3 separate regions of the Homo sapiens genome follow, and all the other regions are linked to region 1. The links are chromatin contacts, found by Hi-C or POLR2A ChIA-PET in ENCODE. All regions are on one chromosome and are shown on one strand. The core of a region is the stretch at or near the end of the contact, and the rest is flanking DNA. Distances in the headings are between cores, read along the strand shown. Region 1 has its middle 37 kb from the start of ZNF32. Region 2 overlaps LOC124902543 (a long non-coding RNA gene). Region 3 has its middle 160 kb from the start of LINC02659.

Evidence for each region. A loop is a pair of places that touch in the nucleus more often than their neighbours do. ChIA-PET counts read pairs that join two places held with the same protein, here RNA polymerase II (POLR2A). Pooled maps may share reads with other maps.
Region 2: a loop to region 1 is called in a pooled map of gastrocnemius medialis, with 2.3 times the contacts of the local background. The contact joins two enhancer-like sites. A Hi-C loop is called at or near these places in 2 of 168 maps with a recorded cell type or tissue (heart right ventricle and vagina) and 4 of 50 pooled maps. POLR2A ChIA-PET finds 5 or more read pairs at or near these places in 1 of 52 experiments (K562).
Region 3: a loop to region 1 is called in a map of sigmoid colon, with 2.5 times the contacts of the local background. The contact joins two enhancer-like sites. A Hi-C loop is called at or near these places in 5 of 168 maps with a recorded cell type or tissue (IMR-90, heart left ventricle, left cardiac atrium and 2 more) and 8 of 50 pooled maps.

What each region holds. Positions count from the first base shown.
Region 1 is chr10:43,683,744-43,688,726 of GRCh38, reverse strand. No RefSeq gene overlaps it. Among named protein-coding and RNA genes, the nearest start is that of ZNF32, 37 kb to the right of the region's middle. Within about 2 kb of position 2,831, at least 4 of the 41 ENCODE cell types and tissues checked have a DNase peak (open chromatin) inside an H3K27ac peak, as active enhancers do.
Region 2 is chr10:44,123,824-44,128,806 of GRCh38, reverse strand. LOC124902543 (a long non-coding RNA gene) reads right to left here. Exons shown (of 3, transcript XR_007062368.1): 3 at 1-4,911. Among named protein-coding and RNA genes, the nearest start is that of LINC02881, 170 kb to the left of the region's middle. Within about 2 kb of position 2,331, at least 2 of the 41 ENCODE cell types and tissues checked have a DNase peak (open chromatin) inside an H3K27ac peak, as active enhancers do.
Region 3 is chr10:44,066,934-44,071,916 of GRCh38, reverse strand. No RefSeq gene overlaps it. Among named protein-coding and RNA genes, the nearest start is that of LINC02659, 160 kb to the right of the region's middle. Within about 2 kb of position 2,569, at least 5 of the 41 ENCODE cell types and tissues checked have a DNase peak (open chromatin) inside an H3K27ac peak, as active enhancers do.

The sequences.
Region 1 (4,983 bases), core at 1,582-4,081:
TTTCCCACAGGAGGGTCTCAGCCTGCCCCTCGCTCCCCAGCCCCTCAAGCCTCCCTCGCAGCCCCTGTAGCCCAGGAGAGCCCAGCTTCAGGCACAGTCCCTGGCCCTCTGGAGGCACGCTCCTGCCCCGATGACTTCACCCACCCTCACTGTTTAAAGGCCACCTTTCCGCCCGTGAGTCACCAAGGAACAGCCCTCTCCCAGCCAGCTTCTCACACCAGCTCCACACTCGCCTTTCCTGTAGTCCACCAGACAGCTCCTCCCAAATGCCGAATCTTAAATTGAAAACACAAAGGGCAAACTCCTGATTCCCCCCCCCCCCCCATAAAAAAATAGTCCGCAGGCTGGGTGCGGGGGGGGCTCACGCCTGTAATCCCAGCACATTGGGAGGCCGAGGCAGGCAGATCACAAGGTCAAGAGATAGAGACCATCCTCGCCAACATGGTGAAACCCCATTTCTACTAAAAATACAAAAATTAGCTAGGCTTAGTGGCGCGTGCCTGTAATCCCATCTACTCGGGAGGATGAGGCAGGAGAATCGCTTGAACCCAGTAGGCGGAGGTTGCAGTGAGCCGAGATTGTGCCACTGCACTCCAGCCTGGGCGACAAAGCAAGACTCCTTCTCAAAAACAAAACAAACAAACAAACAAAAGCAGTCCGCTGGGAACTTCTTTGCCTTTCTTTCGGTTGCTTAGATCCAAATCTCATTTGTCTTCAACTACCCTGCTTCTCCTCCATCCAAACCCACTGTCAGCAAATCCTGCTGGACTTGCCTACAAGGAAAACCCAGAGAGCAGCCACTTCTCGTCACCTCCCTCACGCTCAGCCCAGGACACGCCACCACCGTCACTCCCAGAATCATGTCGCGTCCTCCCTCTTCTTCCTACTTCTGCCCTTACCGACCCCTCCAGGAATCTAGTCACAACACAGCAGCCAGAATGGTCTTGTTAAAGCATTAAGTGAAAGTCATGTCACTTCTTTGTTGAAAATCCCTCAATGGCTTTCCATCCCAGAGTCCTAAGATGTCCCAAATGGGCCTCCTCTGCTGAGCACTTCCCCTTCTCCACCCACAGTGGCCCCCCAAACTCCCCAGCTCAAGCCCTCCCCGCAATGCCACCACCATCTCCGGGTCTCCACAGCACCAACCCCCTGCTTGGAATGCAGCCCCCACGTCTCCCCGCTTGCTCCCTGATGCCTTCAGCTCTCTGCTCAGAGCTCCCTGCACAGCAGGCTCCTTCTGGCCACCTTATTTAAGACTGCAGCTCTCTCCCTCGTCCCCACCCCTTCTTTTCCTCTTCCTCACTCTAGGTTTCCAAAGCCCTGACCGCTTTCTCTCATTCGATGTGTCCTGACTTGCTTATTGTCTTTCATCCCTCACTAAACATGTGCTTCAAGCAAGCAGGGGTTTTTTTTTAAGAGACAGGGCCCCACTCTGTTGCCCAGACTGAAGTGCAGTGGCTTTTCACAGGTGTGATCATAGCCTGCAGCAGCTTCAACCTCCCAGGTTCAAGCAGTCCTCCCACCTCAGCTTCGCCAGTAGCTGGGATGACAGGCACGTGCCACCACCGTGCCCAGCTGATTTTCTTCACTGCTAGATGCCCCTTGCTAAGACCATTGAGGAGGATCTAGTGGATCTTTGCTCACTAAATGCATGAGGGAATCCTATATCTGCCTTCTCTCCGCTCTTTCCTGCCATTTCCATCACATTTTACTCTTGCTCTGCTCCGTAAGGATTTCTCCAGGTGGAGTCTTTCCTGCCTCAGATTTTAGAGTCCATTTTGGGACTCACCGCCTCTAGTGGGTTTTGCTTTAATTTGGGCCACTGTGGACCATTTCTATTTCTAAGAACACTCCCTTGTTCTCCCACTGCTGCTTTTTCATAATTGCCTACACTTGTGTTTAATCAAAGTTCTGGCCCCTTAATGCCCTCTGAGATGCAGGCTGAAATTGTGTAAACGTGTTTCTGCCTTCTATAGTAACTATTTGGGTCAGGGTATTTTGTGGTTCTAAGCACTGCTGGCTTGCTGACCCACCTGGACGTCTTCTGTGGCCCATCCACATTTGTGAATTTGATTAACTGCCATGGAGCTGGTGGGATTCTATCAACCGGATGTTGAGGCTCCCCTAGAGGCATCCACATGTAATTATTTGAGTTGAAGGAAAGGCCTCCCCACTGAGAGATGAGTGAGCCTTATACCTTACACCTTTCCTTCAGGGTGTTCAGCTAAGAGGCTGACCAGCAGAACAAGGCCCTCTCAGAAGGGAAGTAGGTGATCAACCACATGGGGTCCTCGGGGTGCACCCGCCTCGGCTAACAGGGGGCCAAGCTGAGCCCCGGGAAAAGCTGTGGCCTGCTGTTCTGTGTGTGCTCTGAAAGAGTTCCGGAAATCTTTTCCTTTATTCTCCCATAACTGCTTCCTGACCCACCTGTTCCTCCAGCCTCTGGACTTTAGATTTATTCAGTCAGATCTGTAATTATAACAAGAAGAGCTAAAATCATCCTGACATTTGCTGTATGCCAATATTGTTGTCAGGACTTTATAGAAATTAACTCATTTAGTTAGCTCATATCACCCCAATCAAGTAGTTACTATTGTTTTGCCAGTTTTGAGAGGAGGGAACTGAACTGCAGAGAAGTGAAGACCTGCCCGTGGTCAAGCAGCTGCTAAGGGGCGTCCCTGAGACCACAGCTCACTCACCAGTGGGGAGCGAGAAAAACAGAGGGCGAGCACATCTGAGACCTGCCGTGCTGGGCCTTTGGGAGTGTCTGTGAGCACATGAGCGTGTATGCAGTCAGGAGTCACCTGGGGAGCTGGCCCGGGGCTCTCACATGAAAGCCCAACCAGCCACAGCCACAGTCGCCCTGCTATTCCTATCAAGACCTTGCATAACAAGAAATTGTTCACATGCCAAGGCTAGAAAGGCAACAGATTCTGCAAAGCCAAGCTCTCATTGACCTTATAACCAGAGGGCCTAGCTTGTGCATATAGTAGGTTGCTTAATAAATATTTGTTGGAATAAAGACATTAGAAACATCAGAAGTCTCCTTTTGATTTTTTTATTCTGTATGTGCATGTATTTATGTATACATGTGTACAATGTATATCTGTAGGTACATGTATTATACATGTTTTCATGTATGTGTATAATATACATACACATGCCTACATATACTATATGTAAAATATATTATAAGCATGTGTGTGTTGTCAGAAGTAGCTTTTTACAATCAAACTCTACTGAGGGACACACGATTTGCCTAGTAAAGGATTCCCAAACCAGTAGGAAGCCAGTTTTGTTTCCAGTCTTGAAAAAGAAATATAACTAGCATCAATCAGAATTGAGAAGAATAGTCCTTCTCAACAATATTTCATATTATTAGAGAGTAATCCTGAAAAGATCAGGCTACTACATATACCACACCTGTAGTTAAAATTCAGTTCTGTAAAACCCTGTCTTCTAAGTATATCATTTATGGAGTCAGAACATAAAAGATCTTAAAAATAAATCCTTCAGAAGGTTAAAAAAATCACCAACTTAAAAATAAACACTGAGACATTGATTTTGGAAAGACTCTAACAAGGATGTTGCAGAAAGTCCACAAACACAGCACCAACCAAATTCAGGTTCAAGGCTGCACACCAATCAACAAGAACTGGTTGCGCATGAAACACCCATCCCACTTTTACAAATCTGCATAGAGAAGCCTTAGAAAGCCACAGAGTGCACTCCATATTCCAGTCTGTAAAGGCTATGACTGATTAGCATCACTTTAATATTCAATATAGATTTCTCACAAAGCCCAATATGTATTAGTCTGTTCTCACACTGCTGATAAAGACATACCCAAGACTGCGCAATTTACAAAAGAAAGAGGTTTATTGGACTTACAATTCCACATGGCCTGTAGGCCTCATGATCATGGCAGAAGGTGAAAGGCATGTCTCACATGGCGGCAGACAAGAGAGCTTGGGCAGGCAAACTCCCGTTATTAAAGTCATCAGATCTCATGAGACTCCTTCACTATCACAAGAACAGTGCAGGAAAGACCCGCCCCCATAATTCAATCACCTCCCAGTGGGTTCCTCCCACAACACAGGGGAATTGTGGGAGTTACAATTCAAAATAAGATTTGGGTGGGGACACAGCCAAACCATATCACAATGTGTTAATAAAACTACACAATTGAAAACCTCTACTATAAGCCAAATATGTAAAACCTTTTTTAAAAAAATCTCAAACCAAAGATTAGAGGATAAATGGGTTTTTTTTTCACATGAAATTTCATAAGAAATTGGCTGAGTATGGTGGCTCACATCTGTAATCCCAACACTTTGAAGGCCAAGGCAGGAGAATCACTTGAGCCCAGGAATATGAGATCAGCCTGCACAACATAGTGAGACTAGTCTTTACAAAAAACAATTTTTAATAAAATAATTTTTTAAAGAAATTGTCCAGAATACAGGGCCAACTAGACTTGAGGGATTGCAGAAAGTGTCCTCAAACTTGGACGTCAAGAAAGATGAACTTGAAAAAACAGTCCTGCGTCCCATCATCCTTGAAGTTAGAACTGTCTGAAATGTGTACAGTATGCATTGCAAAAACCTATTCAAATGTTCCTGTTTTTCTATCCAGATATGTTTTGGTTCTGTGCCTGTCTCACACTTGTCCAGAATGTCTTGCCTGCTACTGAGTCATTTGCTTGAAATCTGTAAGTTCTATCTCAGTGTGCTTAGCACGAAGAACCACACAGGAAGGATACAGGTTCTTGGTGACAGGAATGAATGAGGAGGGATACAGGTTCTTGGGTGATGAATAAGAGATAACCAGGGAAAAAAAAGTCAAAGGAATTGTGTCCAGAAAGAGGAATTAACTTCATGTTAGGTCAAAGACATGACAGAACAAAACTCAACTGAAGAACTGTAAGTTATTTTAAAAAGCTGGATTCATACGGTGGATGGGTGGCGGAGGGAATCATGAGAA
Region 2 (4,983 bases), core at 1,082-3,581, 440 kb before region 1:
AACTTGTATTATACAGACATTTTTAATGGCAACTTTATTCACAATAGCCAAAAAGTAGAAACAATCCAAATGTCCATCAATTAATGAATAGATACATAAAATGTTAGATATCCATACAGTGAAATATTACTTGACAAAAAAAAAGAAATGACATACTGATACATGCAACAACATGGATGAACTTTAAAGCATTATGCTAAGTGGAAAAGTCAATTACAAAATATCATGTATTATATAATTCTATTTATTTATATGACATGTTCAGAATCCTCAAATCTAAAAAGATGGAAAGTAGATAAGTGGCTGCTTAAAGTAGGGGAGGGGGATGATGGAGCATGGCAATAGACATGAAGTTTCCTTTTGTGGTGAGGACAATGTTCAAGTTTGATTGTGGTCCTGTGTTAGCATTCTACAGAGAAACAGAACCAATAGGAGATATAGATGATAGAGATAGATGGATAGATGATAGATAGATAGATAGATGGATAGATAGATAGATAGATAGACAGGTAGATAGAGATTGATAGCTAGATGATTGATGATTGGTGTATTGATGATTGGTTGATTGACTGATTGATTGATGCCCCAGTGTTGTCAATTTTACTGTGCTTTCTGGGCTATGTTCACAACAGAAGAAAATGCTAACTTTCAGTAAAATGTTAGTAAAATTAATGGTATATGTTTTTTCCTATATATATCTGAATATAATAAATATTTATATATATATAAAGAGAGACAGAGATATAGAGATATTTATTGTGGGAATTGGCTCATAAGATTATGGAGGCTGAGAAGTCTCAGAATCTGCAGTATAACCTGGAGACTCAGAAAAGCTGACGTTTAATTCCATACTAATTTGAAGGCTTGAGAAGCAGGGTGGGGAGCTGGGGGATGGAAGGCCACTGTTGTAAGTCCAGGAGTCTGAAGGCCCCAGAGCCAGAGCTTAGATACTTGAGGGCAGAAGAAGATGGATGTCTCAGCTCACGAAGAAAATTTGATCTTTCTCTTTCTCTCTGTTTTTGTTCTATTTAAGCCCCAACAGATTCAAATGATGACTACCTATTATGGTGACAGTGAGTCTTCTTCACTTTGTCCACCAATTCAAAGTCTAATTTCTTCTGGAAACACCCCCACACACACCCAGAAATAAGGTTTTTACCAGCTATCTGGGCATTCCTTGGCTTAGTCAAGTTGACACACAAAATTAACCATTACAGGTGCTTAGTGCATAATTTTGTAATTGTATTAAAAACTATTGAATTATACATTTTAAATGGACGAATTGTATTATATGCAAATTATATCTGAATAAAGCTGCTATAAAAAGGTTTCTGTTGGCGAAAAAGCCCCAGTGCTGTCAATCCTACTGTGCTTTTCGGACTGTGTTCACAACAGAAGGAAATGCTAACTTTCAGTTAAATGGTGGTAAAAATAACGGTATATATTTTTTTCCCATTGGTTTCACAAATCCCTGAATTCAATTTAAGATCCTCTGCTTTAGAGCAATTGTTCTCAAACTTTAGCTTGCACTGGAAGAACTTGTTCTATAACAGATCTCTGGACCCCATACCCAGGCTTTCTGACTCAGTGGGTCTGGAATGGAGCCCAATAATTTGCAATGCCAGCAGGTTCCAGGTGATGCTGCTGCTGCAGCTGTTAAAAATCCACACCTCAAAAATCACTGCTGTAAAGGAAAGGTGGGGAAAAATTTTTAACCCTCATTTGCCATACAAAGCTCTTCAAACAGAACCATTCATTCTGAAATATTGGCTTTCTCTGGCTCTCTTCTCTCCAAGGGCTTTTCTGGATGGGTCTATTCTATTTACAGGACCATGAATACAGACTTCCAGAATGGACAAATTAGTCAATTGTGCTTTTTCTTGAAGCCAGAGAAAGTTTAGCCAGCTCTTCTAAACACAGGGGCATGCTGGTACTGTGAGGTTTTCACGCTTTCGTTAACTCAGATACGTTGATGATTGTCACAGCTCCTTTTCAGTCAAGACTTAGGTGACTTCTAGGCTTCACTCATCCTGCCTTGAGAGAGGAACAAAAGAAAAACCCACCTGCTCTACCTAGTGACTCCTGCAGAGAGCTCATCTCATCAACCACACAGACACAGCCTGCTGCTGCCTGGAGTTCCCTTTTGGCTTCATAATTCCCCAGCCGCAATCCACATGTCCAAAAGCAGGAACAATTTTGTCAAGGCAATGGCAGAGAAGTGTTACGTCATCCAACCCCATTGTGATAAAAAAAAGGAAAATCAGACATTGCTCTTTGGCCTTTTTCGATTTTCTGTCACTCCAGAGCCCTGTTGTTCTTAATCATGCCTTCCCACGCGGTTTGATTCTTCTCTCTCCACTTCCCTCCTGGACTTGTCTCTGTAGGAACATCACATTCCTCCCCTCCCATGTACTAGGCAGAGAAGCTTTTTTCTTCCTCATGAAAACTAGGCATGGGCCCAAAACCCAGGTCCTGGAAGCTCATTTCTATCCCCTCAATAGGCTTATTAAACCATTTCCCCAAAAAAGCCAAGTCCCTTCTGAATAAAGAATTCTTGTAACAATTGCTAAAAATGAGAAAACATTTCTTCCATTTATTTCTTCTGAGTCTCAGAAGAAACATGTGTTTTCAGGTTCCAGGGACATTTCACTCTGGCCTTCAGTGTTGAGTAAGAGGTAATAGCCCCAGATGGCTAAACCCACATGAGTGTGGAATTTGTGGTAAGTGTTGTTATTGCTCATAGATCTTTGGAGTTCCCTGTGGCCCCTCCTCCATCTATTAAGAAAGCATTATGCTGGTGGATGGTACGGGGTGGCAGGCCAGGCCCTCCTTCCCCATCTCCTCCAGGAGAACATCTTTGGGGCCAGTCATCCCCACCCCTTTAACTGAGTTAAACAGGGAATCTACACACCTTCAGCAACTGCCATATATGAGAGCTTGGAGGGCTGTACCCCAAATCACTCAATGGCAGTCAGTGGAGGGTTCCAGCACTCATTTCTGAGATGAATTAGGCAAATGGTCCCCAGAAAAAACATGTGCATACAGGGAAGAGCTCCAGCAGGGAACAGGCCCTGCACCTTGTTCTCTCAGAGCGTATCAGAGGCTGTGAGGATGATAGTAGAGGCAGCTCTCTGTGGAGAACAAGGGCGTTCCAGGCACAGTCAAGGAGATCCTGGCCTTGATGTGAGATGACAACTGTCACTCATTTATTTCACTGTTTGTATGCCACAGTCATCCAATAATTGTTACTATTTTCACTTTAAACAGATATCTTTTAGGCCAATTAAAATAAGAAAAATAAAAGATTTTCTTTTACCTTCATTTATTTCTTCTCCAACTCTCTTCCTTTCTTTATGTAGATTTGAGTTTCTCACCTATATAATTTTCCTTCCACCTGAGGAATTTGTTGGAGGACAGGTTTGCCAGTAATGAGTTGCTTTACTTTTTGTTTGAGAAAGTTTTTATTTCTCCTTAATTTCGAAGGATAATTTTACTGGATACAGATAAGAGGAGCTGTGCATCTCACTGTTGAAGTGGACCTTACAGATAAGCAAAGGAAGAGTGCAAATGACCCATGCGTGGTAGTATATTATGGTTGGAAAAATCAATATGAACTAATGTTTAACTTAATAAAGATGCAGATACAAAAATACAGACATATGAGGTCAAGCATGGTGGCTCACACCTATAATCCCAACACTTTGGGAGGCCAAGGCAGAAGGATCGCTTGAGGCCAGAAGTTTAAGACCAATCTGGACAACATAGCACAAACTTGTCTCTACTAAAAATAAAAAATTAACCAATCTTGGTGGAGTGCTTGCAGTCTCAGCTACTCAGGAGGCTGAGGTGGGAGGATTGCTTGATCCCAGGAGGTTGAGACTGCAGTGAGCTATGATTGCACCATTACACTTCAGCCTGAGTAACAGAGTGAGACCCTGTCTCAAAACAAGACATGAAAATATTTATAAATATATATGTGTGTATAAACATGTTATTATATACATATTTATATTTCCTTGCTGTGTCAGCTAAGAGCACTAGAAGCAAGGACATCTCAATTTCAACGAGCACAGCTCATACCCATATCTTGGTTTCTAAAACCATTCTCCAGTAAAAGGATTCATGATTTCTTAGGAAAATGGTTGATTCTAAGGCAGAAGAGCAATTACCTAAGAGGAGCCCAGAGCATCTTGTAGTGCCAGAAAGTAAGAAGGTGCTCAAACAAAACTACTGCAAGGGAGTGCAGCAAAGGGCACAAGAGCCAAACAAAAGAGCTCTGCACGGCCACAGCTGGAGCAATGAAATAGAGTCGCATTGAATTACAACCCAAAGTGCACAATAATTATACATGAGTGCATATTGATATAAATACATGACTGAATAAGTAAATAAATGGGGGAAAAGAAGCAAATCTACTGTACAGAAGAATTTCAAATAATTTCGGTAGATAGCTCTCAAAGAGGTGGAGCATAACTCCCACTCCTTAAGTGTGGGCTGTGGTAGTGTGGAAGTGTGGCAGTGACTTTCTTCCAAAAAACTACAGTACAAAAGAGAAAAATGAGTAAATTTACGTCACAGAAACCTGCGAAGTATCACCTCAACCAGGTGCTCAAGGTCAACATCAACAGTGACAAGTCATGTTGATAGCATGGATCCCTGACACAATGTCATTAAAATAGTCCTTACCCCTGTTGGGCTTCTCCCCAAAGCCCATCACCTCATCAGTCTAATCATGGGAGAAACTTCAGACAGACTCCCATAGAGGATTAGCCTACAACGTACCTGACTAGTACTCCTCAATATTGTCAAGATCATCAAAAACAAGGAAAGCCTGAGAAGCCATCACAGTCAAGGAGAGCCTAAGGAGATCCTGTGACTAAATGTAACACAGTATTCATCCGCAGTGGGATCCTGAACACATAAAGGACATTAGATAAAAACAAAGGAAATACGAACAAAGCATGGACTTTAGTTTACAATAAT
Region 3 (4,983 bases), core at 1,320-3,819, 380 kb before region 1:
AAATGTGTTAAGAGGGTAGAGCTCATGTTAAATATTCTTACTACAATACAATATAATAACACAAAATGCAAGTGAGAATGTGGAAAAATTGGATCACTCATACATTACTAATGGGAATGTGAATTCTTAGTCACTCTGGAAAATAGTTTGACGTTTTCTTTATAAACTAAATATCCACTTGGTGTTTGAGCCAGGACTGCACTCCTGGGCATTTGTCCCAGAAAAGTGAAAATGTTTGCATGCAAAAACCTGTACACAAACATTTGAGGCAGCTCGATTTATAAGAGAGAAAACTAATCCCAGATGCCCTCCAATGGATAAGTGTGGTTAAACAAACTGGTTCCACTGAAAATTATTCAGCAATAAAAAGAAATTGTTGATACATGCAACCTAGATGGATCATAAGGGCATTGTGAGTAGAAAAAAAAAAAGCCCATCTCAAAAGGTCACATACTATATAATTCCATTTATTTAACATTCTCATATTGACAAAATTATAGAAATAGAAATTAGATTGGTGGTTTCTAGGACTTAGGGATGGTGGGGAGGGGTGGGTGGCAGGAGGGAGATCTGGAGATCTTGGTAGTGAGGAAATAGTTCTGTATCTTGATGGGAGTAGTGGATACACAAACTACATATGTGATAAAATAAGCCATAACTACACACACACTTTGCACCAATATCCAAGTCCTGATTTTGATGCTATATTGTATCTCATAAGAAGTAATCATGGGGAAACCTACTGGAAGGGTACACAGGATCTCTCTGTACAATCTTTGCAAACTCCTATTAATCTACAATATTTTTTTAAAGTTTGTGGAAAAGCTTCTGATTTGATCTGATACATGCTGTGAAGAGTAAAAGGATTGGGCTATTTAATTATGAGCTCGAGGGGCACATTATTTGAAAATGTTTGAACACAACAAAAGTAAAAGGTAAAAATAAATAGAAGCTAGTTATATAAAAGAAAGAGACACTTCTCCTCCCGAGTTCTTTCCTGGAGCCACTGTGCAAGAACAGCCAGGCAGCATACAGCCCTCAGGACCATGATGTGCGTGCTGCCCAGGGTCAGGAGACCCCAGATCTGACCAAACCTCCCTGTGTCTGTGCAGCATCTAGGACAGCTGGCCTTGGCCCCCTCCTCTGTACACAGAGGTGATGGAGTGACAAGGCTCCACAGTGCTTTCATCCATCTCCTGGCTTCCTAGACTCACTACAGCAGCACCAAGGAGGCCCTGAGACATTGGCTATACAGAGAGGATGCCCTGTCCCCAGGACACCAGCCTTGCTGCAATAACTGCACATGGTCAGCATTGCATGGCTGGGCTGGAAAGCACAATGCGTGGTGTCTCAGAACTGGGCTTGCATAATGCATTCCCTCTGCCTGGCATCTCCATGCTGCACAGGAGTGAGAGCAACTCCCAATGCCTGCCAACGCAGGGCTTGGCATGTCTCCTCAGAGCCAGGGAGCCAGCAGACTCTGGGCAGAGCCAGGCCCTGCTTAGTGTGTCTGTGAAGACTTCTCCAGAGGCACGAGTAGCCCATCAGCAGTACATGCAGTTGATAGTGCAGATTCAGGCCAGATGGTGGGGGCTTCCAGGAAAGCGGGGATTGCGGAGGAGGACAGGGTGAAGAGTGAAATGCCCTTACCAAACAAACGAAGCAGTATCCTATGGAGTGAACATCCAGAACATCCCTCTTCTTCAAAATTTTTGTAAAATATACACAACATAGAATTTACTATTTTAACCATTTTTAAGTGAGCAATTCAGTGGCATTAAGAACACTCACATTTTTGGGTAACCATCACCACCATCCATCCCCAGAACTTTTCATCATGCCAAACTGAAACTGTACCCCTTAAATGGTAACTCTCCATCCCACTTCCCCCGGTCCTAACAACTACCATGCTGCTTTCTGTCTCTATGAATTTGGCTACTCTAAGTACTTAACATAAGTGGAATCATGCATTTGTCCTTTTGTGTCTGGCTTATTTCGCTTAGCATAATGTCTTCAAGCTTTTTCCATATTGTAGCATGTGCCAGAATTTTCTTTCTTGGCATTCCTTTTTGAGGCTGAATAATAGTCCATTGTATGCATGCACCACACTTGCTTTTCCATTCGTTCATTGATAGGCATTTGGGTTGCTTCCATCTCTTGGCTACTGTGAATAATGCTGCTACGGTCATGGGTGTACGAATATCTCTTCTCTTTCCTGTTTTCAATGTCCAGGACATTCTTATCATTTCCCTTATAAATAAAGGCCAAGTTCTGCCATGGCTGGACTGGGTTTCCCAACTTAAGCCTACTTCCAAGAGGCTACAGGGGCACTACAGAATACAAGGAATTGCTTCCTTAATCTTTCTGAGCCTCAGGATCTAACCTCTGAAAGGGAAATCATACTACAGGAGGTATAAATAGCAGGGAGAAGAGGAAGGCAACACACGAAAGCCCCTCAGCTTTCAAACCAGTGGAGGCTCATTCAATCCCCCACTGCATCCCCAACAGGGAGGAGTGCTTCTCGAGAGGCAGAGAGCATGTGCATGCAGGGGCCTCATGGGTCTGCCCGGTGGGAGTGGAGAGAACAGAGTGACTCACTTGGTGTGAAATCCAGAAGATTGTAGCAAGAGCATGGGACAAAATTCAAAGGGCAAGCACCAGCAGGCATAGTCCAGCCCGAGAACGGACGGCTGTAGGACACACCAAGATTTCACAGCAGGGTTCAAGGGTCAGACAATAGATTGTTAGAGATCCCAGAGCAAGACAGCAGAGGGGGTTCTGGAAGAGAGGAGAAGGGGCTCAGCTGCTGGGGCAGGGAACAGGCAGACCTTTCGTAGCCACCATGGTGGGGAGTGGGGTCTGGCAAGGACAACCCAGAGCCCCACTTCTGGAGAACCTCAAATATTAGAAGACGGACCGTATGGGTCCATTTGCCCCAAGCAATCCTAGGTTAGGCCTGCTGTTCTGGCAAAATCACTTTCAAAATTGCCACATCCTTGGTTTGGAAGATGAATTATAGGTCACAACAGGGTGGTTACCAATGCAGGAGCCAGCACAAGGAATTAGGCCAAAGGTACACAGAAAAGCCGCTGTCACCCAGGAAGGCAGGAACATGCTTGGACAAAGTGGAGAGTGGGGTCTGCCTGAATGGTGCCCCCTGCCTGGGACCCTGTGTCCTTCTTCCCTAAAGTTAGTCAGCCACAGAGCCTGGGGCACACTGACCTTCACCATGACTGTTATGGTGGGGTTGAGGGGGATGAAGGCAAGTATTGATAGCTGAGGGGATTGCATTCCTGCAGAGTGCTTTGTTTCTGTTCAATGAAAATTGCTGAAAATTTTTAATCTTGATACAAAAGTATAGAAGAGTGACTTGTTTGGTTTTTCTGTGGTTCTTGCTTGGCATCTAGCACTGAACTCAGTCTCAATGCTTTGGTTGAGACCTTCCCCTAAGAATCGCACAAAGCTGTGACCTTTTATAATTGTTTGCTTGTTTTTACAAGAATGGGATGGTCCAGATGAGAACATTCAGGTTTGTCCTTTTTTTCTGTGTTTTCTTTTACCATGTGGTCCCATCCTGTCGGCACTATGGCACAGCAGTCTTCCTCAGTGGGGCCTGGCCAGGATAGGCCCCACAGAGCCAGAAACTTTAGGCAATCCTGGGTTTGCCCACTGTTCAGGTGAAGGTTCAAATTTTGCATACTCTTTTCCTTCTCTTGTTGCAAAAATCCTTAACAAAGTATCAGCAAATCAAATTTAGCAATATATAGAAAGAATATACTCCATGACCAAGTGGAGTGTACTCCAGGAGTTCAAGGCTAGTTCAGTACTAAAAAATCTATCTGTGTAATCCACTGTATTAATGGAGAAAGAAATTACATGATCATATCAATGGATACAGAAAAAAACACCATTTATAATTTTTTTTAAACTCTCAGAAAATGAAGAGTAGGGGGAACTTCCGCAACTTGATAGAGTATCAACAAAAAGACCTACAGCTAACATCACACTTAATGGCAAAATGCGAAATACTTTTCTCCAAATGCTGGGAATGAAGCAAGATCTCAACATCATCTGCAACTTCTAGCCAGTGTAGTAAGGCAAGAAAGGGAATAAAAGGCATACATCTTTCCACCTCGAGAATCAGCCCCAGTGTATTTTCCTGGCACCGATGACTGCAGGGCCTAGCACCCAGGGCCTTGTTGAAGGCTTTACCTGGGGAATATCCAAACAAGGAGGCAAGGTAGCAAAGAGCCCATCAGTCCCTGCTTTGCCATGTACATACAGCAACTACCTGACTGTGTGCAAGTTACTCACCTCAGTGTGCCTCAGGAGTTTCATCTGTGAAATGGTGTAACAATAGTACCTGCATCACAGGGTCCTTGTGAGGCTTTAAGGAATTACATCCTCAAAGCACCTAGAACACTGCCTGACCACATGGCAAAAACATGCAAGTATCAGCTATTATTATAGACTGTAATCATTACTCTGGGCTTCTTTTATAGTAAGGAAGAAAATAAAACATCATCAATCTCAAGTGAAGCTGTGGAACGCTGAGGGTGGCTACTTCTACCCCAGGCTATGGCTTTTGACAGGGATCTTGTACTTTGACTCTGCATAATAACCATGACGGGCAGTTAGTTTCCAGAGGAGCAAAACTGGAAGATGATCTCTTCATTCCCCCATCTTTGTAGCCTGTACCATAATCTAGAGGAATATGCTGAGTCTTCCAACCCACTTTCTCATTATCCACTGAAGGCTTTTTTCCCACTGCTTCTCAAACACCTTTATTTTCCTCCCTAGCTCCTTCTTCTCACTCAAGCCTCTCCTCTCCCTCCTCCTCACATGCCTATCATCTTAACTTTTCCACATTAAAACCCTCTTGTAACTGACACGGACCCCTGTGAAACTCCAGGCAATTAATCGAACTCAGCAGAGCTTTTGTAAACCTCTGTAAAAAAGACCACAGGCTCATGTTGCTCTCAT